Regions from separate parts of the Mus musculus genome. Here regions 1 and 2 are each linked to region 3. The links are chromatin loops, found by intact Hi-C in ENCODE. Cell type or tissue: left cerebral cortex. All regions are shown on one strand.

Region 1 (8,000 bases), 92 kb before region 3:
AAGCTCTATTGGTTCACCACATTGGACTCTGGTGGTCTGTGTACTTGGGTTTTCTGTCCGGCAGGAGATCAACAGTGGATATGACACTAAGTTTTGGAGCAGTGTGTATTGACAGCTAGTGACATATACACTGACCATTATGTCTGTCTTCATGTCGCCAGATCCAAAAATTCAGTGCTAGCTGTTTATTTCCATGTCCTAGGTCCAGGCAGAGATGGGGTCCCAGGCCATGGCAGAGGCCTAACATGCAGGAAGCTCTAGTACAGTGCCTGGCACCCCTGAGCTGGGCATGGCACCTCTGAGCTGGGCGTGGTGGAGCATGCCTGGAGCCCCAGCACTGGGGAGGGAAAGACTGAAGCATCGGGAGGTCAAGGTCACCTTCAGCTACCGTGTCTCAAACAACTAAAATATGGGCCAGCAAGAGAACTCCTGAGGGTTGTGGTGCAGTCTGCAGTCTTTGCAGCAACCCAAAGGCAACATGGGAGGCCGACAGGAGAGAGAAACAAGCACACAGACAGCTAGCCTGGATCAGGAAATAAGGCAGGAACAAGGTGCTCTGCATTCAGGTGAGAGGAGAGAATCAACTTCCATACATGAACTGAGGCATGCCTGCACCCACACTCACGCCATACATACACAAATAAGACAAAGTCAAGGTAGAAAAATCGATATATATATATATTTCTATATACAGACAGATAACTCTTAATCTTAACATTGCAAGGCTGTCTCTTCCTGCTCAGAGGGCCAAGGTCAGCTCTGACTTTAAGTATGGCTTCACCAATCCCGTTCAAGACGTTGTAGGCTGGAGTCCTAGGAGCAGGCCACATAGCCGGGATGCAGAGGCTCTGAGTCTGGGACAAGGCTGTTCTCATAGGGGTGGGAGTAGGGGCCATCAGATGAGTCCCCGTGGACTCCCTGAGAGCCCCCCGAACTGTAATCTGTTGAGATGCCAGAATCGGACACCACAAGGTATAGGTACTTCAAGTGAGGTGGAGTGGGAGGTAGCTCGGGAGGCAGTGCCCGAGGGCACAGGAGCTGAGAGCTGGGGTCCAGGATGGTGTACTCAAAGCTGGAAGGTGAGGTGCCCTCTGGCCTGGGCTTTGAGGCCAAGTCAGACGGGCAGGAAGATGTTTCTGAAGCTTCATCCATAGTCACAGGGTCCACACTGCCCCCAGGCCCTGAGAGGTTCTCACTGCATGGGGTCCGGGGCAGCAACCACTTATCCAATACCAAGTAGGTGTCCTGGGCATGCTCACTGCCCACCGGCTCCAGTAAGGGCCCCTCATCATCTGCCCCTGGGTCCCCAGCCTGAGTCACTGCCCAGCGTGGCTCTGAGAGGACCTCTAGGTGGGCAGGTGGATCCTCAGGGAAGGAGCTGCCCGGGCTCCACCACAGACAACCATCACGCTGCAGCAGCCACAGCTGGAAAAAGAACACCTGCGCTCAGAGGCACCTTCAGTGTGCAGCGGCAGCAGCAGCCCCCAGAATAGAGAACACAAACAGGTCACCTACCTGGAAGTTACCCTTGTGGGTGGTGAAGAGACCCTCAAACTCGCTCTCTGGGCTTGGGATGCCAGGCCAGATCTTCTGCTGCAGAGTCCTATTGAAATCGTTAGAAACAAGTCCATGGACCTGTGACACTGCACACTCACCTGTGCCCTCTTAAACCCACCACCACAGTGACTTTCAGCATTCCTGCAGGAATGAGCAACAGTCTACGGAGGAGGCATTAGCAAGGCCCCACCAAAGGATAACAGAATTTTGAAGGATGCATAGGAGTTTGGTATATCCTGCCTCACACTCTTCACCATTCCCGTCCGTAGGCTAGGGATGGGTTGGATCCCCAGAACCACCAAAATTGCATGCATGTTTTTCAACAAAGTAAATAAACGCAGCCATGAAAGGCAAACAGGATGTGTGCTTACAGAAAAGCCGGAAGGGCAAAGCTTTGAGTGCACTGGGAATTGTAAATATCTCAGCTAGTCAGATCATTAAAGCCACTGGCTTAAATCTTTCCCATTAAACTTTCTGGTTGATTTGACAAAGTTGACGACATTGGGAAATGGAACCCACAAAGGAATGCAGGAAGGAGCCTGCGCTAAGGTCAAGGGAACTCCAGCCACTGCCCAAGAGTGACATTCAGGAGTGTGTGTGTTCTAGCACTGACCTGCTGCTTGTTACCCTGGGCAAGTGCTCACCCCATCTGAACTTCGCTTTCTCTAGAAAGGGCGATCCCAGGGGACGATCTAAGTCAGACCTCAGGTGAGGGGCTCACCGGCGGTGGGACAGCAGGGCCAGAACCGTCAGCAACAGCGAGATGAGGACCAGAATGAGAGACAGCGTCAAGATGAGAGGGTCCAGGTCTGGGAGGCAAGAAGGTCAGGGAGTTTGCCTGGTGTTTGGCCCAGCTCCTCCTGCACCCCGAGGAACTAGGGCCTCACCGCTAGCGGTCAGTAGTGACGCGGGCTCAGACCAGGCACTCCAGAATCCGCTGAAGCTCGGCTCGGCCATGCGCGCTCGAACAGCGAAGGTGTAGCGCGTCCCGCCCCGCAGGTTGCTCAGAACACACTCAGTGCGGCCTTCCAGGACCTCCACCTGGGGGCGGGTGGAGCCAGGAGACAGCTAACCAACACACCCAGTGAGAAAGGGATTTGGGGGCTTTCACGGAGGCACCCTAATTATGGGGAGGGTACTTGGGGGTGTTCAAATAATAGTATCAACTGATCAGTCCCGTTCTTGGCTCAAAGCCAATCAGATAGAAGACCCCAAAGTCAGGAACTGGCTGTGGGCCCTATAAAGGCAGAGACAGACACCTGACAGAGATCTTGATATCTGGGAATTTGTACCAGGTTGTGAAAGGGGCCGAAGCTCTCTGATGGGTTGCCCCAGAGGCATGAGCATCCATCAGAAATGCTCATGGGGGTCGGGGGACAGAGCTCCAATGGTATGGGCCGACGATATGGCTCAGTGGACCCAAGTGATGGGAATAGAAAGCTCACAAAAGTTGTCCTTTGACCTCTACAAGTGCACAGTGGCAAGTGTGCACCTCTCCCACACAAATAAACATCATTTTTTAAATATCTAAATGTCAGGCAAGAGAGCAGTTTTAAAATAGCGATGGGATGTTGGGCACTGGGAGAGGCACTTGAAGGAGTGGGACTTTGGGAAGGTTGGGTGCGGCTGTTCTCTTAGCTCTCACCCTTTGTGTCCCTCCTGCCCGGTTGCCTGCCGACACGTCCACTTCATATCGGATGTGGGTGGTCATAGGTGCTCCAGGAGGTGGCAGCCAGCGCAGCACCACGTGGCTGCCCTCTTCTGCCCGGCGCGCCAGCAGCCCCGCGGGGGCGTCCAGGAGCACTGCAGAAAGTGAAATGGATCCTGTAGGCGGGGACCCAGTTCGGTCCCCACCCCATCGATGTCGCTCCCATCCCCTCTCACCTACCTACTTCATTGATATGGATGATGCGGTGATAGCGAGGAGAACCGGACGCCTCCGTCACCTGCAGCTCCAGCGGCACAAAACTCGATGTGTCCGCTGTTGGCAGTGAACACCAGAAACGCACGGAGCCGCGGACGGTGGGAGCCTGGTGCAGGCTACATGACTTTCGTGACTCACCCCTGTGCGATCGGGGGAACCAAGAAGAAAAGGTTGAACAAGTAGGGAGGGCAGGAGGTGATTGGAGAGTTTCGGATTTCTTTGGTCCACATCGTGGGGACCAGAGCATTTTTGACTACCACGATGGTAGTGCCCTAATTCCAACGTAATACCTGAGTCCATTGATGGAAAAGAATTATTCCAGCTCCGGCCACCCAGGGGCGACCTCCACACCATCCGCACCACCCCCATCCCCTCCTCCGTTCCCGGAGTTTCCCACCCTTAACCTAGTCTCCAGGCCCATCCAGGAAGCTCTGCTCTACCCACCCCTCCTAAGGCCACCCAGTCCTGAGGACTCACTCGAGCTGGTATGAGAAGCTGTAGTTGAAGTCCATCCCGGAGCTCGCCGCTTCCTCCCAGAAACACACCAAGTCTTCCAAGCGTTGGGTGAAGCACAGAAGTTCTTCGGAGCCCCGGGATGCCAGCAGGGCCGCTAGAAAAGGGGATAGCCATGGCGGGGGGAGGGGGAGATCAGGGAAGCCCAGGTCTGCCTTCCACGGTGCCCTTACCCTCCCTCTTGTCGCCTGTGCAGATCCGATAATTTTAGTGCCCCGCCCTCTTCTCCAAAAGGGCCTTCGAGGGGTCTTGCAAAAGTGGCGCCTCAGAACTCCCAAGAGTAGCGACCCCGCCTGCCTTGTTCTACTCCTCCGTGCGCACGCCCACTCACCCTGCAAGTTGAGCGCTGTTCGCCCCGCCCTAGCGGGTGTGTGTGAGCGCAGAGAACTCGGCCTCCTATCGGTTCCCGCAGGCACCCGGCTGTCCCCCGATAGCGCCAACCGTGTCCCCCGCCCCCTTCCTCCTCCTAGCAAGCCGTCCAAAGGACCTAGCACCATCCGCCCGCCAAACTGAGTTTACAGTCTGCAGCGGGTCTGTTTCACAGTCTCTGGGAGCTCGATCCCCTCCCCCAGGAGAGCGGACCTAGCACTACCTTACCCTTGCCATTTCTACCATATCCCAGACTCCCTCAAAACACGAAACAGAGCCGAATGTGTTGGCTCTTGCAGGTCATCCCAGCAACTGGAGGTGGAGGCAGGAGAATCAGGAATTCAAGCTCAACCTCAATTACATAATGAGTCTGAGGGCAGCTTTGGCTACACAGACGCCGCCTCAAAACCAGAAACAGTACAGGCGAGTGACACATGCCTTTCATCCTAGCAATTCCAGGACATCCTGGAATGTCTAGCGAGATCCTGCTTCAAACAAACAAACAAACAAACAAACAAACAAACAAACCAACCAATCTTAAGCCTCTGCCCTGAGCATCACTCCAGGGCGAGGAGACTCTGAGATGCCTCATCGAGTTCAGACACCAGTTTGGCCCCTAGGACCCCATCTGGAGGTTCAGGGGACATTTAGCCCCTGGGACTCGGGCTGGGAATTCAGACCACAGCATTGCCCATGTACAGTTCTTACCTTTGCTCTCAAACTTGGGGTCCGGGAGGCTGGGTGAAGGTGCCCAGGCTGCCCCAGCAAGTAGGAGACAGAGGGGGCCTACCCGAGGCCAGAGGGGCACCCTGAGTTTGTCCATGATGCAGCCCTAGCTTCAGGAAGCTCAGGGCTCCAGCGCCCCTGTTTCGTCCCCCCCACCTCTCCTTCCCTTTCCTCTTTCCCCTTTCCCCTAGTCCACAGCTGGGTCAGCAGCAGCTGCCGGACACAGCTGACCAGGAGCTTCTAAGTGGCAGCTCCTTCCAGGGGGCGGGGCCAGCTTGCAGGCTGGGGACAGATAAGCTACAGCCACCAAGGGAACAGGGGCCTTCTTGGGCACAGCCACTGCCTAAACCAGTGTAGGGGGTGGGGCAGACAGCAGAGTTTTGTTTCGGGTGGCTTTGCTAATGTGGTCACGGACAAGTGACTTATGTTGTTTCACCGTCTAGGTCTAGTCCGGGCATCTGTGAATCCAGCCTGCTGTGCAGCCGGCAGGCCACAGATGGAAGAGAGGCTCTCGCTCCAGCCAGTATCTCTTCCCCAGCTCAGTTCAAAATAAGAATCCTAAAGACAACTAGCAACTGGGTGTGTGAGTGGAATCAGGCTGTGTAGCGTGACAGACACGTGCTATGGTGTTTTCTGTTTATGAATTACACGGATTTGGGAATATGAAATATTTACTATTTTTAAAATTACATTTGTGTGTGTGTGCATGTGTGTGCATGCACAAATGCAGCAGGATGCTTGTGGACAGCACAGAACAACTTGGGGAGTCAGCTCTCTCCTGCCTTGTGCTCCTGGTATTAAGCTGAGGTCTTCAGTATTGGCAGAAAAATCTTTGACCAGCTGAGCCAGCTCACCTGAGCCATCCGTCTCACCAGCCCTGATTGTTTTGGAGACAGTGTATCCCAAGCTGACATCAAGCTCCCTGAATAACTAAGGATGATGTTAGACTCCTGGTCCTCCTGCTTTCACTTCCTGGGTGTTGGGATGACAGGCATGCACCACCTATGTGGTGCTGGGACTGGAACCCAGAGCTTCACCTTACTGAGCAAGGGCTCTGCCAACTCTACAGCTCCAGTATTGCTTGCTTTCTTCCATGCAGGATGTCACTAAATAGCCCAGGCCGTCTTGGAACTGTGGCAATCCTCCTGACCCAAGCTTCTGAGTGCTCAGATCACAGACCTGTGCTTTCTTTCTTTTCTTTTTTTTTTTAAGACTTATTTATTTATTATATGTAAGTACACTGTAGCTGTCTTCAGACGCACCAGAAGAGGGCATCAGATCTCTGTTACAGGTGGTTGTAAGCTACCATGTGGTTGCTGGGATTTGAACTTCGGACCTTTGGAAGAGCAGTCGGGTGCTCTTACCCCTGAGCCATCTCACCAGCCCCAGACCTGTGCTTTCTATACTTAAAAATAAAAAAAACAAAGTTGAATGGCGGGTAGTGGTACAGCACTTGCCTAGCAGGTGGAAAACCCTGGGTTTATCCCCAGAACCCCCCAAATACAGAGATAGGTGGATGCATACATATACATACATAAGTACATAGTACGTACATACATACATACATGGGTAGATGCATGGATACATACATACATGAACAGACACATATATGGATATACACATATACACAGATACAAGTATGTATATGTTCACATATGCATACATGCATTGACACACCCATGGACAGATAGGTAGGCAGATAGATGAATACATACATACATTCATATATACATACATTTATGATACAGTGGTTTAAATGAGAATGGCTTTTATAGGCTCATATATTTGAATGTTTGGATCCCAGTTGGTGGACTGGGCTGGAGAGATGGCTCAGCGGTTAAGAGCACTGACTGCTCTTCCAAAGGTCCTGAATTCAATTCCCAACAACCACATGGTGGCTCACAACCATCTGTAATGGGATCTGATGCCCTTCCTCTTCTGGTGTGTCTGAAGACAGCTACAAATGGGCTGGAGAGATAGCTCAGTGGTTAAGAGCTCTGACTGCTCTTCCGAAGGTCCTGAGTTCAAATTCCAGCAGCCACATGGTGGCTCACAACCATCCGTAATGAGATCTGATGCCCTCTTCCGGTATGTCTGAAGACAGCTACAGTGTACTTAGATATAATAATAAATAAACCTTAAAATAAATAAATCTTAAAAAAAAAGTGCATCCCTGAGGGCTGGAGAGATGGCTCATGGGTAAAGAGCAGTGACTACTCTTCCAGAGGACCTGAGATCAATTCCCAGAACCACAACTGTCTGTAAATCAAGTTCCAGGGGATTTGACACCCTCAGAAAGACATGCACAGGCAAAACACCAATGCACATAAAATAAAAATAAATCATTTTTTTAAAAAGCTGTGGCCATTTTGGGTGACATGTGTCACTGGGAGGTTGGCTTTGAGGTTTTGAAAGTCAATGACATGCCCAGTCTCCCTTGTGCTAAGCCTCAGGATCAGATGTGAGCTCTCAGCTACCACTCCAGCACCGTGCTTCCCACCATGATAATGGACTTACATTCTGCAACTGTAAGCAAGTCTCCAATTAAGTCTCTTAGTTTATGAGTTTCCTTGATTGTGGGGTCTATAGAACAGGAACTAAGACCCATACATACATACATAATATACACATACATACTACATACATACATACATACTACATACATACATACATACATACATACATACATACATACATGAATAGAGAGCCAGGGAGGTGGCTCAGGGGCAGTTTGTCTCCAAGCCAGATGACCTGAGTGACAGAAGTGGCACACATAAAATACATACAATATAAACCACACAAAACATATAACACATAAAACAACAGCAATAAAGGCAGAGGTCAGTGTGACACTCTTCAGAAACCTGTATAGTGGAAGGACAGAACTCATGCGGCAAGTTGTCTTCTGACC
Region 2 (8,000 bases), 77 kb before region 3:
GAACTCAGCAATTGGCCTGCCTCTGCCTCCCGAGTGCTGGGATTATAGGTGTGTGCTACCACCACTTGGCCTCGCTCAAAAATGAAATATATGTAATGCAAAAAGAAAAAGAAAAAAAAAGGTTTTTGCAGGAGAAAGCACGGAGCATCCGGCTCCCTTCGCTTCCCAGCTGCAGGTGCTGATTGAACAGTGGCCTCAAAGTTCTGCCTTCCTGCCCCGCCACGATGGACCGTAGCTCCGGAACCATGAGCCGAGATAAACCTTCTCTTCAGCTGCTTTTGCCAGAACCCATGGGCCCCAAGCCCAGCTCAGGCTGCAGGCTTTCTCTGCTTACCTCTGTCCCCAGGCAGGACCTGGAAGAGCTGGTAGTCACGGGCCCAGGGCTGGGGCACATTGTGCTTCTCCAGGGCTCTTTGCACCACGCTGGGGGCTTTGTCCTGACAAGTAAGCTGGAGAAGAACGAGAAAGGACCTGTGAAACGCTCAGCGGGAGGAGGCTGTGCTAGGCCTGACAACCTGAGTTTCGGTGGTCAGTCCCTGGTACCCGCATGGTGGGAAGAGAATAGTCTCCTCCAGCAAGCTGTCATCTGATCTCACATACACACTGCATAAATGTAATTTAAAAACAAATTAAAGAGGAAGAGGTGTGAAAGTGACTGGGTCTCAGATCTAAGACATGGCTGTCCCTTCCCAGCCCTCACCAAGATGCTCCGATACAGGTTCCCGTGGTTATTGTTGATGCTGACTCTGATGACGCGGGCCTCTGACGTCTGCTGCCCGAGGAGGGGAACTCGGGAGCTGCTCGGAGTCAAGGTCACGGGCCAGGGCCCTGGTGGGTCCATGGTCAGGGAGAGCTGTAGGCAGTGTGGGGTGGCGGAGGCTGCAGCCTTGCTCAGCTGTGTGCTGAGAAGCACGAGGCTCCCACCCCACTGTATACAATCAACTGATGAACACACAGCACTCACAGAGTCCTCACACATGAGAGCCTGGGCACCACGCAGTTAGGGTACACGCACAAGGCTGGGTACATGTCATGCCATCACACACAAACCACAGTTCTCTGTCACAGAAAGAAACGGACACAGGGCCCATATACCCACAAAGCAAAGGCCACAGCAGGATCCTAAGCAGAGAGTGTACAGTGTGCATACACAGGTGTGCTCACAGTTGGAAACCTACAGTACCCCATCAGAGAGCAGCCGAGCAGCCACATGCGTCATCCTGTGGATGTTTGGAGTATTTCCCTGTCATGTGTGCAGGCAGGCAAGCCTAGGGACTTGTATGTCTTTGAGGAAGTGACAGTTGGAGCTGCTGTCACAGAACTGTCATCCCAGCTATTTGAGAGGCTCAGGTAGAAGTTCAAGGCTAGCCTGGGCAACTTAATGTGACCCTGTCTCAAGACAGTGAGGGCCTACGGCACGGCTCAGTGATAATGCCTTTATGAGGTCCTAGATTCAATGCCAGTACTTTTTGTTTGTTTGTGTTGTTGTTGAGACATGATGTCATGGAGCTTAAAATCATAATGTAGCCAAAGATGGCTTTGAACTCATGATCCTCTTACCTCCAACTCCCAATTACTGGGATTACAGGCCTGTACTACATACATTTAGCTGGAGTACTGCTCATTAGGGAAAAAAGTTGTAGTGATCACTCCTGATGTGCCTGCAGATAGGTGGGGATCCAGGTCAGACTGACTGAGGAGAAGCCAGAATGGTAGGTGATTGCTCATTGGCGGTGGAGATGTCCAGTCTCCCAGATAAAGCAACAGAGAGCAGCCAGACTCTGTGATACATACCTGCAGTTCTACACACACGCACACACACACACACACACACACACACACACACGCACGCACACGCATGCACACACTCTGAGCCTTGGGTGCCCCAGTCCTTTATAAAATCACAGATTGTCCTGGTACCTTGGTGCTGGGGCTCTGAGGCCCTGGGGAGGCTGGAGGACTGCCCGGAGGAGGAGGCTCTCGGTTTCTAGGGCTGGATGGGGGTGAACCTGGAGACACACTGGTAAAAACACAGAATCAGACTGGGAGGACTGGCGTGTCTTTTGTCCTGGCATCTCTAGTCCCCTCTGCCTCAGACACTCACCTGGAGGTAGGTGAGGACGGATCCCCGGGACTCCCGCCAGGAGATGAGTTCTTCTCTCGGGACAGCTTCCTAGGGTAAGGACAAGGGATGTCTTACCTCCAGGAGTGGATAGCCCCAGTTTCTACCTACATGGCTTCCCTACACATCCCGACACTCACGCACTGAGACGCTTTGTGAGGCTGATGCGTCGCCGGATACGAGGGGAGCTGGGACAGGAGGCAGCTGGTGGCTCAATAACACGGGAGACTCGGTAGCTAGAGAGGTTCAGGAAGCAGAGGAGGTAACGGTTAGAATGAGATGTGAACCACTTCTGGGGTGAGGAGGAGAGGGGTTAGAGCCCTGGGTCAAAGTCAGGTTAGAAATGGGAATCACTGGGGTATCAGGGTGCATTACAGATGCGGTGAACTGTTTGGTTAGTGGGGTGCAAAACATTCACAGGTGAGATTAGTTAGGGGTGTGGCTCATACATAGAGTGCTTGGCTAGAGTCCCCCAGTGGGCTGTGGCTGTGGCATAGGGGTCACACCCGGCATGTGTGTGGCACTGAAAGTGATAAATAAAGCAGAGATTCCAGAGCAGAACCAGGCCAGCTCTAAAGTTCAGGGTAAGGTAATTCGGGGGATCAACTGGACGTGAGTGGAAGCAACGGGCTGACTGAGTTGGACAGCGAGAGAGTTCCTCAGACTAGGACTGAGTGATCAAGGCTGCAGATTTGGATAACAAGATCAGAACAGTTGGGACAGTCAAGCTGAGTGGCAAAGTGAACAGTAAGGGCTAAAACCGGAGTGTAGGGTGGGTCAGGATTAGGGTTGGAGGAGGGTGATGGCCTTCGGGCGGGAGAAAAGAAAGGTCCTGGGGTGGAGTTGCCTTCAAGATGGGGCCTGGAATATTTCTGGAAGGGAAGGCAGGGTGGGTTGAATGAGTGACGTGGACTTGTTTCAGTGGTCACCTTTGCTCCTCGCTGAGCTGGCGCTGGGCTCGAAGTGCAGCCAGGATTGGCGGGCGGGGGCTCAGGCTGTAGCGCTGGCAGCGTTGCTGTAGCTGCTGGATTCGGGCCAGGATCTCCCACTCCTGGGGGGGTGTCTACTGAGATCCTGCCTCAGCCTGCCTCCCACCCTTGGGCATCTCACCCATCCCCAACACCCTCCCACTTACCTTCCTCCTCTTTTCAAAGTTGATGAGGTTTCCCTGAGGGGGCAAAGCTGGCTTGAGCTATAGTATCCAGGGTCAAGGGTCAAGGGTCAAAAGTCAAGCTTAAGAGCTAGGGTGGCACAAGTCTCTATGGTAAGCGGGGGTGGAGGGAAATATGAGTTCAAGCTAGATCAAAGCTGGATGTCTGGAGAACTGTTGTGTTGGGGATAATAGGTCAGGGGTCAAGAGTCAAGGGTGGGAGGTCAAACCTTCAACGTATCCGGTAAGGCTGTATCCAGCATAACCAAGTCTGTGAGGAAGGTGCCAAGGTAGGGGACAGGACCCGGGGGCAGTTTCTGCAACCCCCAAAGGTTCAGTTATTCATGGGCATCACTGACCCCACACCACTCCCCCAGAGTTCCCCTTTCACCCCGATCCCCATCATGAACCATACTGCTTACTGATGGCAGACTTCCTGAGGGGCAGTCATCATCCTCAGTGGTCTCCTCCTGAGAGGAAGAGAAAGACTACATGAATCCGAGGCCCACTTTGACACTTCTCACGGAGGCACATATGGAGGCAGCTGAGCTGGCTCAGGAAGGAGGAGGGCCTGCTGCCAAGGCTGGCAACCCAAGTGGGATCTCCAGGACCCACCCGAGAGGACCAATCTGACTTCCAGAAGCAGATTGTGGTATGAGCATCCTTCCACACACACACACAAGTAAGTCACAAGCCGGGGGCTAGGGCTGTAGTGGGAAGGGCTGGGTCCCATCCCATGCAGTGCATAAACTGCCTGTGTCAGTGTATTCCTGTCATCCCGGCACCCCACACAGAGGCAAGAAGATCAGGTGCTCAAAGTCCTCCTTATCCTACAGGAGACCCTGTCTTAAAACAAAAGAACATCACAAATAGGTTGTTAATGCCAAACGGGGCGTGGAGTTAGCCTATGGACAGTTAAAGCCGGAAGTCAGGGCGAGACCAGAGTGGACAGGAAGAAAATGTTTGTCCCCAGTCTACTTAGAACTGCCGACTGGGGATCTCTGGCAGGACCTGAGCACACTTCTGAACAGCAAGGTCTGTTTTGTCCCCATCTGGACTGGAGTCCCCTGGGAGGGCAGGGGTGTGCTTGGTTCTTGTAGGTTAGAAATAATGGCTGTCACACAGGGGCTTGGCTTTCTGCCCATTGAAGGCCCCTCACCTGAGACACACTTTCACTAGAAGGTTTTGTTTTGTTTGGGGGTTCTTTGTGTGGTGGTGGTGGCAGCGGGTGCAGGGGTGGCAGCGGTGTGTATGCAGTACCTCAAAGGGCCAGAAGAGGGCATCAGATCCCCAGGTGCTTAGTCACAGGTGGTTGTGAACACTGGAAACAAACTGGGGTCCCCTCAAAGGCTGAAAGTGTTCTTGACCACTGACCATTTCTCTGGCTCCCCAGATCTCAGTTTTGATTTTATTTCCCCCTAATTTTGTTTTGAGACAAGGTCTCACTGTAACCCAGTCTGGTTGTAAATGTGGGATCCTCCTGCCTCTCTCTGTTCCTGAGTCTTATGTTTACAGAGGAGAGCTATCTACCTATTTTCTTTCTATCCATTAACAAGACTCTTCCTCCCCTCCCCCATTTTTGTTTTGTTTTTGAGACAGGATCTCATGTAGTCCAGGCTGACCTCAAAGTCTCTTTGTAGCACAGAGTGACTTTGAATTGACCTTCCTGCCTCTGCCTCCTGAGTGCTGCGGCGACAGGTCTGGACAGCCTCACCCTTTTTTTTTTTTGGTTTGGTTTTTGTCTTGTTTGTTTGTCCAAGACAGGGTTTCTCTGTGTAGCCCTGGCTGTCCTGCAACTTGGTCTGTGTTACCTGGAGCTCAGAGATCCACCTGCCTCTGCCTCTCAAGTGCTGGGATTAAAGGTGTGTGCCACCACCACTAGGCTCCAACCTCACCCACTGTATACAGTGCTGGGGATGGAGCCCAGGGCTTCATCATGTGATGTAAGCCTCTGCCAACTGAGCCCCAGCTCCAGCCCTGCTTGGTGTTTACTGAATACCTACTGTGCTGTCATGCGCTGTTTTGAGTGCTGACTAGCCAAGGGTGACAAACTGTCTGACCATTAGTGAGGGAAAGATGGGAGAGTCAAGATAACTCATGACAGGGAAAGCAGAAACAAGGGGCACTGGGTACACAAGGGGACGGTGAAAATGATGGGAGGGGGTGCTTCTTGAAGGGAGAGCCATTTGGGAGAGACATGCAGGGGGCGAGTGGGCAAAGCACACACCTATCTTGAGGGATACAGAATATTCCAGAGCCAGAAATCTAGCTCCATGTTCATCTGCACAGAATTCACGCTGAGGACAAACTCCCGATTCTGATCACAGCTGACACCTGCTACAGTAAGTCGGACATACTGGCCCACAGTCACAACCCTGCTTATCAAGGTAATTCCCCAAGCGTGGTGCCCCCCCAGCCCCACCCCCACCCCCTCGCCGGGCCATAACGTTAGCTGCAGGGAATCGTTCCCTCTGAGCTTCTTGGTTTTCGCTGAATGAAGACTGAGTGTGAGTAGAGAGAACAAGCCGGAAAGAGGAGAGCTGGGCTGCTGCGGACAAGACCACCAAAGGAAGGACTCTTCCCTAGGCTCAGAGCCTCCTAAGCCATGGCTAGCCTGGAGCTTGCTATGCAGACCAAGCTGGTCTTGAACTCAGAGATCCACCTGCCTCAGCCTCCCAAGTGCTAAGATTAAAGTATGTGCCACCAGGCCCTGCTTTTTAAAAAAAATTTTGTTTTGTCTTGAGACAAGACCCCTTGAACTCACTATGTAACCAAAACCATCCTTGAACAACTGATCCTCCTCCACCTCCCAAATGCAGGGATTAGAGGCTACACCACCTGACCTGAATTATACCGGCTTCACACCTATGATTAAGATCTGTTCCCAGCCCTTTGTGCGTGTGTGTTCATGCTCGTACATTAGGCCAGAGGTCAACATCAAGTATCCTGGGGCTGGAGAGATGGCCCAGTGGTTACGAGCATTTGTTGTTCTTGAAGGTGACCTGGGTTTGATTTCTAGCGTTTATGACTCTAACTCCAGTTCTAGGGAACCTACCTGATGCTCTCCTTGATCTCTGTAGGTACCATGAATGTACGTGGTACACACACATACATGGAGGCAAGCAGTCATAAACATTAAATAAATAAACACATAGATAATAAGCAAATAATAAATACCAAGCATTTCCTATATTGATCTTTGTATTTTTGAGCTAGGGTCCCTCGCTTAAGTTGAAGACTGATGTTTTGGGCTAGATTTCTATCAAGTGAGCCCAAGTCCATCTGTGTATGCCTCCCGCGCTGGCTGCTGGAATTCCACATCTGCCAGCCAGCTTTTACCAACTGAGCCCCTCTCCCCATCTCCATACTCTTGGGATATTTGAGACAGTCTCACATAGTTCCACACTAGTCTTGTTATATCACCCTGGCTAGCTTGCTGTGTAGACTAGGCTGACCTCGAATTCACAGTGATCCTCCTGCCTCAGCCTCCCAAGTGGTGTTGTTACAAATATGAATCCCTTGAATTCGGGGGTTCCTAATACCTGGGAAAGAATCGCTCGGCTGCTGAGATGGTTATCCTCATCAGAAAAAATCTGTGACAGTTTCCTGAAAACAGACAGCGGTTCCCTGTAGGGGTGAGAGGGGCACAGTCAGGCTCAGCGGGGGTGGGAGTGGGGAGGGGGGCACCTGGGATAGGGCATACTGTGCATGACATCCAACTCACCGGCTCACAGCTCCCCAGCTGCGCTTGAGTCTGTAGATGGGGTTAGATTGCAGGGCGGACAGGATCGCTCGCAATGAAGAGAAATTTCGTAGTTCCCTGCACCGCTAGGGGTGAGAGGGGAGCTCTGGTCAGCAGCCACACTCCACTGCTGTCATCTCCCAATCACAGCTCCTTTGTTATAGTAACTTCGTGGTTTGTTTTGGTTTTAAAGACAAGGTCTGGTTACACAGGCAAGGCTGATCTCTAACTCTCCATCCTCCTGCCTCCACCTCCCAAGTGCTGTGATTACAGGTATGTGCCTCTATACCCAGGCTGTGGTTGGATTTTCTGATACCAGGTCAGATTCCAGGTCTCATAACTAAACATGCAAACAGATATTTCCCTTGCCTTTCAGGAGCCTCTCTGCCCCCCGCCCCCCGACTCCCAACCCCAAACCTCTCAGCTGAACCTGGCTTCTTCCATCTACCCCTATTCCCTTCTTTCTCCACTCTCCCACCGCAATACTAGTCTTTCACCACACTCACTTCCAGTCTCCGATCCTCAGCTTCTCCAATCCTGTGTCCTACAATGCCTGAACCCCACCCGAGCCTCATCTCTGATGCATACCTGGGCGATGCGAATCCATTTTTCGATGCGCTGTGCCCTCTGCGAGGCCGCCAGGCCGGGCGCAGCGAGCACCGAGCCCAGCACGCAGCCGGTCACCGTATTGAACTGGGCTACGGTGGCACGCACTGTGGGAGAGATGCCTGCAGCTCCTGGCCGGTCGCGCTGAGACCACATGGAACCCAGGCATTCGCAGGACCTCACGCGCAAGAAGAGCTCCTGGGTAGGGGAGAATGCGGGTGAGATGTGTGCTCATCGTTCAGGCCTCCTGCTGCCCTCCCACCGTGCCGCTGGCGGTGGGGGGGGGGGTTCCCCACCACATCCATAAGGGTCAGCTGCTCTGCCACGTCATCCACGCTGAAGTCCAGGAGCTCTGGGCCTTCTGAACTGGGGCCTTCCTC
Region 3 (8,000 bases):
GCGCGGGGAGCTAGTCGCTCAGGGAGGCGGGGGTGGAGCCAGGGTGCGGTGAGCACTGGCCAGCCCCGCCCCGGGACACGCCCGGGCTGCGGGGTGGAGGTCCTAGGGCTCGCTTGAGGCCAGGTCCAGGGGGCCTAGGGGCGGGGCCTGGATGGGCGTGGCACGACAGGGCGTGGCATGTCGGGCGGGGCCGTGAGTTCGGGAGCTGACCAGCTCCGAGGCTGCTGAAAGCAACCGTGCGCCGGCCAGGCGGCCCGATTTGCGGGCGCGTTCAAGGTCACCCTGCGGCCCGGAGCCCTGACCGGGGAGGGCGCGTGCAGCAGGCCCTATGGAGTACTGCTGCAGCCCCGGACGCCCTCACCCGGAGGCAGCGGCCGGGGAACGGGGAGCCCCCCTCCCGCACTACCCCCCCCCCCGCAGCCCCAAGGCCCCGCGCGAGGCTACGGCCCGGCGGAGAAACAAAGGGATCACGGCGGCCGCCGCGAGGCCTCAGGGCGCCCCCTCCTCTTCCCCTCCCCGCTTGCCGCAAGGTCGACGGGGTTCGAGGACGAAGATGCCCGCCTTTCGGGTGCGGCTCGGGCTTAGAGCAGCGCGATCCGACGCCACCCGCCTCTCCATCTCCCCTCCCCCCCAAAAAGCTCTCAGAGAAGGCCGAGTGGCATTACCCGGACCAACAGTGGGAGATCGTGGCCCTTGTCCTCCTGGGCGGCCTGCGGGTCTGGGCCTGGGATGCTGGAAGCATCCTCCGCCGCCGCGGCCCCTCCCCCACAGCCTTCCAGTGAGGAGCCACAAGGACCACCGGGTGGCTGAGGGCACCCTGTACACAGCCTGGCTTTCCAAAGCCTCTCGAACCAGGCTCCACTCCCCAAAACTCCGGATGCAGCTCTGGCCACTCTCAGGCCCGAGGCGCGGTACTACCCCCCCCCCTCCCCTAGGCCTAGCTAGGCCTGGTCCTACCCCCCCACTCCCCGCGTTTCCGTGGAGCCAGCCTCCGCCCCTCCCTCCCGTGTTCGTCTCGCGGCGACAAGGGAGTACCTACAGTGACCATTCTTGTGTGCCCGGCGGGCGCGGTCCGTATCGAGGGCGGCTCCGGGGGTCGTGCACTCCTAGGGGGGCGCCTGGTGCTCACGCCGGGGTCCCGCCCGGGCGTCTGCGTCTGCGGCCGCTGCAGAGGAGGAGATGGAGGCGGCGGCGCCTTCGAAGGCCGGGAACTGACCCGAGCCTGGGGATGCGCGCTTCGACGGCCAGACCCCCAGCGGCAGGTGGATGGAGGGAGCGGGCACGCAGTGGAGGGTGCCCGGAGCGCGGCCCCGCCGGGCCTGAAGAAGTCGCTCTTTCTGTGACTGAGATCTCGGCAGCTCTGCCTTCTGCGGCGGGCCCTCAGTTCGGCCTGTCCCGTGCCGGGTGATGGGTCCTCTCCTCTCGCCCGCCCTCCCTCCCTCCCACCGGCCCGCGCTGCGCGCTCCGCGCTCTGGGTCGCACTGCCGCCGCCCCCAGCCCTTTATAGAGGCAGCTGCCAGCGCCGGCGTCGCTCATTGGCTGAGACGGTGGGTCTCCGCCTCCTCCCGGCTCCCGACGGCGCGGCAGGTGGAAGCGAGTGCGGGCCTAGACTCTGCGTGCCAAAAGAGAATAGGATGAGGCATCAGATCTTGGCTCTTTCTTGCCTGCGGACTCTGACTCTAGTCTTGACACCACTCTCGAGTATTACTTTAGCTTTGCCGACAAATTGGGTTCCCCTCTTCAGTCCAGCATCTAACTCTGAAGGGGTAAAAAACAGCCTTTGGTGACCCAAACACAACCAGGGGTGCATGGGTGATGTCTGGGAGGGCTGGGAAAGGGCAAACACTCAGACCCAGACCCGTTCTGCTAGATCCGAAGTGAACAGTTTTTGTTTCCACATGGCCTCTGGTGATATTAGAATACTAGGTGTGGTGAGCCAGGAAGGTAGTTTGAGTCTAGCATGGGCTACACAGCACTTTATGCTGATCTGGGCTACATAGCAAACTTCAGGCTGTTGCGTGCTGCTTAGGAGACCCTGGGTTTTTTTTTTTTTAATTAAAGAACAAAGAAAAGAAAATCTAAACAAACAAACAACAACAACAACAAAAAAACCCAAACCAAACCAACCAACCAACCAAACATAAAACAAAAGTAAGGTGAGCACGATGTAAGGCTAACTTTAGAAGATAGTCAGAGTGATCAAGAGTTCAAAGCCAGCCTGGGTTACATAAGACCGGTTCTCAAAAATAAATAAAATAAAATAAAACAAAACAGAAGGCTGCAGGAAGCTGGAAAGATAGCTCAGCAAGAAAAGGTTCTTGCCATACAGGCCTGGAAATCTGATGTTTGTTTGTTTGTTTTTTGAGACAGGGTTCCTCGGTGTAGCACTGACTGTCCTGGAACGTCCTTGATAGGTCAGAGTGGCCTCCAGCTCAGGTATCCATCTGCCTCTCCCAGGTGTTGGAATGAAAGATATTTGCCACCATGCTAGGTAGCGACCTGAAGTGTGATCCCCTGAACCCATGTAAAGAAAGAAAGAGAGAATCAACTCTACATGGTACACACACACACACACACACACACACACACACACACACACACACGCACATGCACACACACTAATAGTAATAAATTAAAAAAAAATGGGTTGAGGATTGGTTCAGTTACTAGCCCATGAAACCCCAGATCCGATCCCTAGCACCACATAAACAAGCCTGGAATCACAACACTGGGGGTGCTGAGGCAAAAGGGTCAGAATCTTAAAGTCAGGGTCAGTTATGTAGTGAATTCCAGGCCAGCCTAGGCTACATAGACCTTGTAGCAAAATGAACAAAAAACAAAGAAGAACAGCAACAGAAAAAAGAAAGAAAGGAAAAGTGGTGGCGAGGGAAATGATTGAGCGTTTAGGGTGGTCTTTATCATCCTTGGAAGGACACACATTGTGTTGGTTTTAAGTGTGCCAAGTACTCTAGACCTCAGAATGTGGGCGCTAGCACCTTTTCTGTCAGGGGGACATCACACTGCTCCGAAGCAGGTGAAGAGGTTTGTGCTAAAGGTTCGGTATGATAGATCCCCATTAGACTCATACAGCTTAAGAGGTCATAAATAGGTATCCAAACTTGGATAAGCAAGACTTGAGAGTCGTACTGATTGTTTGGCTTTTTGGGCATGTATTTGGTTGTCCTGTGAAAGCACGCTTTTTATTTTTTTATTATTATTTTTTTAATTTTTTAAAGGAGGTTGGAGTGGCAACACCTCCTTTAGTGTTTAGAACATTTGCTGGAGCGGGATTGGGGGAGGGGGGTGGCTCACGCAAGGCTTCAGCACCACAGACAGCGGTCTGACAGGGTGGGAAAGTGGGAAAGCGCTGCTGGGAGCAGCCAGAATCACAAGACCTAGCCTAACCTCAAACTTTTTGTTTTGTTTTGAATTAACATTGTGTGTGTGTGTGTGTGTGTGTGTGTGTGTGTGCGAGAGAGAGAGAGAGAGAGAGAGAGAGAGAGAGAGAGAGAGAGAGAGAGAGAGAGAGAGAGAGAGAGAGAGAGAGAGAACATGCACGTGTGTCATGGTGCATGGGTGTGGGTCAGAGGGCAATTTTCAGGATTTTGGTCTCTTCTTCCAAGATGTAGCGCCCTGGAATCGAACTCAGCCAATCTTGGGGGAAGGGGGTGAAGGTAGACGCCTTTACCCATGAGCTGTCTCAGCAGTCCTATTCTTTTTTTTTTTTTTTTTTTTTTGATTTCTCTGTATAGTTCTGGCTGTCCTGGAACTCACTTTGTAAACCAGGCTGGCCTCGAACCCAGAAATCCGCCTGCCTCTGCCTCCCCTGCCCGGCCCCTATTCTTATTCTTGTATGCCCTTTCAGGATCCGGTTTGTCTAGAGTGCGAATCAACCTGATTTAACCAATCAGAAATGGCTCTCGAGAGACCCAATTGTAAGAAGCTCTGGAGATTGAGCCAATGAGAGGGCGCACGCGCTGGAGAGGGCGGGCTAATCACAGTGATCCACACAGTAGGGGCGATGGCAAAGCAGGCTCCTCCGGGTTTGTAGGGCAACTCGGCTGCGGAAGCAGGACCTCCCCCAAATGATAGCTCACCCCTGACCCCACGTTCCCCTTGGCTGGCAGTCAGTCTCTGCAGCCAGGTTACTCCAGGGGCAAAGGTCCCACCGTGGTTCCCATGGAAACTGCCTGCTCCCACTGCCTGAGTAAGAGAACTGGCTCTTGGAGAGCTTAGACCAGCCCCGTTAATTCTGCACCAGGCTGATGTACCCCCGAGTCCCAAGAGGGAATTGGGTCTTGTTGCCACTCCCTCGGGACCAATCTGCGCGTGGCGCCGCAAGGCTCCCAAGGGCACGTGCCAGAGCTCGCGGCTGTGCTCCCCTGGGTCACGTGTCAGCTACTATTTCGTCCGAATAGACAAACGGCTCGCGCACCACCTGGTGGTGGCACCTACTTCTTCATGAGTCTCCCCGCACGCAGTGGGTCCAAGGCAATTGTTATGCCACGGTGTCCTGTTCCAGGAACACACTGAGTCCTCCCATACAGGGATGGATTCTCTGTCACTCAAGTTTAAGAGCAAAAGCCACCTCCTCAGGGAAGGTTCCTAACCCAACCAATCACTCCATTTTTTGCCTGATGCTGTCTACATTGGAGTTTCCAAATGTTTGTTCAACAGCTTAGCTCCTCCCACAATTCTCTGGGCCAGGAACAAACATTCTGTAAGGGATGGAAGGTGTGGGCATCAGGATTCTAGCCCCCATCCCCTACCCGTGGGAGCAGAGGCTAACAGGAAAGATCCTCGTGTGTTATCCAAAGGTAGCCACTCCCAACTTAGCCTGGGTCAGGAAGAGAGCAGGTTAATTGGTCACAAAGGGATGCCCAGTGCCCACAATTATCCAGGCTTAGGGGAAGGGCAACTCTTTTTTCACTTTAATCTCATTCTGTGCTCTTGACACAGTTCAGCAGTGCAATCCCATGTGCCAGCTCCATGGGTGGGATGTGATGGGGCAGGGTGGGGCACCTGCCCAGGGAAGAGTGGGAATGCCTCCTTCCGGCCTGCGGTTGGGGCAGCCCCTGTGGCTGGCTATCTAGGGCTCTGATCGTCTGGACATAATGTCCAAGAGTACAAATAAATAGAGGCTGAGGTCCATGGGCATGGGCACGTCAGGTAGGTTTGTGGTCCGGGTGGCTTTTGAGCGTGTGGAACTTGACACTGTCCAGCTTCTCGAAGCGCTTCCCGCAGCGATCGCACGTGAAGTTGTACTGCACCTCGGCTGTGTGCTTCTTCATGTGCCAATTGAGCGAAGCACGCTGCCGACACTGGTACCCGCATATCTCGCACCTGCGTAGCAGGAGAGGGGGCCCAAAGGCAGTTCACCGCGGGCTGAGCCTCCCCTGCAACCCGCTCAGGTCACCTCCCTCCCTAGCGCTGGACACTCACTGCAGGGGCGTCTCCCCAGTGTGCGTGCGCCGGTGCACCTCCAGATGGTTCTTCCTCTTGAAAGACTTGCCGCAGGTCTCACAGGTGAACTCGCGGACGCCTGCAGGTGGCAGCGGCCTCAGGACCCCGCCCAGTAGAGGTGGCTACAAGGAGCAAGCTCTCCCCACCCCCACCCGGGCACCAACATCCACTGGAGTGACAGCAGGTAGGAAGAGGGCTTCTGACACAAGGTGTCAACTGCCAAGCTAAAATGAGCTTGCATATGACTCGTGTCGGGACTCAGGACAACTGCACATAAAAACCAGTGCCGGGTATAGGTATAAATGTGGGAGTTCACGGGTACAGCCTAGGCTTCCTGAACGCTGGAATTTACACATGTGCACTACACCTGGCCTATGGGTTCTAGCTGGCAGGGCCTGACCTGAATGGATGATCATGTGGCGTCGCAGGTGGTTGGATAAATAAAACTTCTTGCCACAGCCAGGGTGAGGACACACTTTGGTCTTCCCTTTTCGGTGCACAAGGTTGACGTGGTTCTAGGGGTGAGAGGGGCAGGAGTGGGTGCCATGGGTCCACGGGGGAAGGGGCTGTTAAAGTGGGGAGACATGCAGGTAGCCAGGACATAAGCCATAGCTGGCCTAGACCAGGAAGTGAAAGAGGCATCCTAGTGTCCAGCTTGGACAGGAGTACTGGGGTCAAAAAGCAGTTTTTCCAGTCCTGGCCCAGTTCCAGTTAACCTCGGTAGGCTCCTGCCCAGTACTTGGGAGGAAACCGAGGCTCCAGAGCACAAAGTTGGCTGATGCCTCTCAAGTGCTGGACTGCCCCTGGGAGATTTGAGTCTCTTCTCTCTTTTTTCTTTTTCTTTCTTTAACCCATGAGAACAGCCTAGGTGCTTAAAACATTCTCAGCAAGTTCAAAGGCTTACTGGTGCGGCCTTTTGTGTGAAGTGATGAGGAAACACCACTCTGCCTCTCCCTAGGGTATACTATCCACACTATAGAAGGTGAGCTATGGGGAAAGTTCTAATTATAGAAGAATCTGGCGCTCCCATGGCTAGTGCCTGAGGCCAAGATCAAGAGCGTGACCTGGGAGATGCTGGCCAGATCAGGTTGGCTATACCTATGTCTGCAGACATGGGGTCGAGGAAGTCAGAAGTCAAGCAAGGCCAGCTGTGAAGAAATGGGCTCATGGAGGCAGGCCCTACACCACTGACACCTGGTAGAGCCCTCTACTGCAGCCACATGGCCCAGGCCAGCTGGACCCAACAACAGGCCTGCCTGGGGGGTGGCCTCACCTGGAAGCTGCTGAGAGCCACATACACCTGGCTGCAGCCCTCGTATGGACAGTGGAACATCTCCAGCAGGCCATCAGCATCCATCACACGTGACCGCTTGCTCCGCCGTCTCCTGGAGAGAAGGGGCCTGTGGCATCAGGGTGCCAGTCCCCAGTGGGCTATAACCTGCAGCTGCCCCTTGCCCTTGGTCCCACCCATCCACCCTAGCACCCACTTCTCGGGCTCCTTGGGAATCTCATAGATGATGGCTGACATTTCACTGCTGTCCAATTCTTCTCCATCCACTTCTGCCTCTGCCTCTGCATTCTCAGGCACCGTGGCTGCCAGCTCTGCCAGCTCTGGGGCCACTGAATCCTCTTTCTCCTCCTTGAGCATATACAGGTCCTCCTTCTCTACGGGGTGACACGGGGTGGTGTCTGTGGGGATAAGGCTGTCAAGGAGCTCACTTCGAGGGCTACTCCTTTCCCTCTGCCACCCTTCCCAACCCCTGCCAAAGGCCACAGTGGCACCCCCAGACCTTTCTTGGTCTCAATGCTGGCTATAGAGGTGGTATCCATGGTGCTGTGCTGAGTGCCCTCGGGCTCCGTCTGTGTGTAGGCTGCCACACCCTCCATCATGGCACAGGGCACCTCCTCACCCAGGCTGCTGCTGGGAGTGCCGCCGCCAGCAGCTACATTGAGGCGGATGCCCTCGGCTGTGAGAGCGTCATAGCCAGGACCAGCAATGATGATCACCTGGGAGCCGGGCACCATGCCTGACACCGGGCAGCTGGCCACCACCTCACCCAGTGCCTCCTGGGGCATGTTCTCAAAGAGGGTGCCGGGGCCAGTGCCCACTTGCATGGGAACTGGCACACACACCACCGTCTCCAGGGCCTCAGGCCCGCTGCCTGCAGGGTTTTGGCACAGAGGGGTGCCCTGCTCAGCCAGGCTCTCCACATGGTGGACGTCAAAGGGGATATGAACTCCTTCCTGAGTGATAAGCCCACTGCTGCCCGTGGGGCTGGCAGGGGTGAGAGCTGCAGCAGCAGCTGAGGCTTTGGCTGGCTGGGTCTCAGGAGGCTCCTCCGAGTCAGAGCTGGAGCCCGAGCTGGATGAGTCAGAGCTGCCAGCCACCAGGCCACTGCCCACTGCAGGGAGAAGAAAGGAGACAGTTACTAGCTGGGGAGGTGGCTCAGCTTAAAGTGTTTGTTTATATATACAAGGACCTGGGGTCCACTCCCAGAGCCCATGTGAGAATACCATGCACGGGGACTAGAAAGACT

Evidence for each region. Hi-C counts contacts between places; a loop is a spot of excess contacts. Peaks named below come from ENCODE experiments on the same cell type or tissue, not always from the same donor. Only the 100,000 strongest peaks of a DNase experiment are listed, where the experiment ranks them.
Region 1: a loop joins it to region 3, with 2.2 times the contacts of the local background. A loop is called at or near these places in 15 of 42 quality-filtered maps.
Region 2: it touches region 3 in a loop (4-fold over the local background); 15 of 42 quality-filtered maps call a loop at or near these places.

What each region holds. Positions count from the first base shown.
Region 1 is chr9:21,958,246-21,966,245 of GRCm38, forward strand. It overlaps Swsap1 (SWIM type zinc finger 7 associated protein 1), which reads left to right. Exons shown (of 2, transcript NM_025870.1): 2 at 1-25. It overlaps Epor (erythropoietin receptor), which reads right to left and starts at 5,331. Exons shown (of 8, transcript NM_010149.3): 1 at 5,072-5,331; 2 at 3,959-4,091; 3 at 3,446-3,621; 4 at 3,203-3,360; 5 at 2,445-2,598; 6 at 2,279-2,366; 7 at 1,516-1,603; 8 at 654-1,425. The coding sequence starts at 5,186. The coding sequence ends at 814. In left cerebral cortex, CTCF peaks have their summits at 2,418, 3,806, 4,371 and 6,334 (motif pointing right); DNase peaks (open chromatin) are centred at 2,787, 3,350, 3,524, 3,855 and 2 more places; H3K4me3 peaks cover 1,948 bases; H3K27ac peaks cover 2,643 bases.
Region 2 is chr9:21,973,688-21,981,687 of GRCm38, forward strand. It overlaps Rgl3 (ral guanine nucleotide dissociation stimulator-like 3), which reads right to left. Exons shown (of 19, transcript NM_023622.4): 6 at 7,917-8,000; 7 at 7,603-7,818; 8 at 6,997-7,100; 9 at 6,815-6,899; 10 at 3,695-3,742; 11 at 3,503-3,589; 12 at 3,258-3,290; 13 at 3,052-3,173; 14 at 2,263-2,358; 15 at 2,105-2,173; 16 at 1,921-2,020; 17 at 701-853; 18 at 335-449. Among named protein-coding and RNA genes, the nearest start is that of Rgl3, 12 kb to the right of the region's middle. In left cerebral cortex, a CTCF peak has its summit at 4,552 (motif pointing right); a DNase peak (open chromatin) is centred at 3,944.
Region 3 is chr9:22,050,551-22,058,550 of GRCm38, forward strand. It overlaps Elavl3 (ELAV like RNA binding protein 3), which reads right to left and starts at 1,473. Exons shown (of 7, transcript NM_010487.2): 1 at 1,040-1,473. The coding sequence starts at 1,048. Zfp653 (zinc finger protein 653) reads right to left here. Exons shown (of 9, transcript NM_177318.3): 4 at 7,254-7,865; 5 at 6,951-7,128; 6 at 6,737-6,848; 7 at 5,864-5,978; 8 at 5,443-5,542; 9 at 4,861-5,343. The coding sequence ends at 5,166. In left cerebral cortex, CTCF peaks have their summits at 1,579 and 4,465 (motif pointing left); DNase peaks (open chromatin) are centred at 714, 968, 1,552, 3,968 and 3 more places; H3K4me3 peaks cover 2,428 bases; H3K27ac peaks cover 1,857 bases.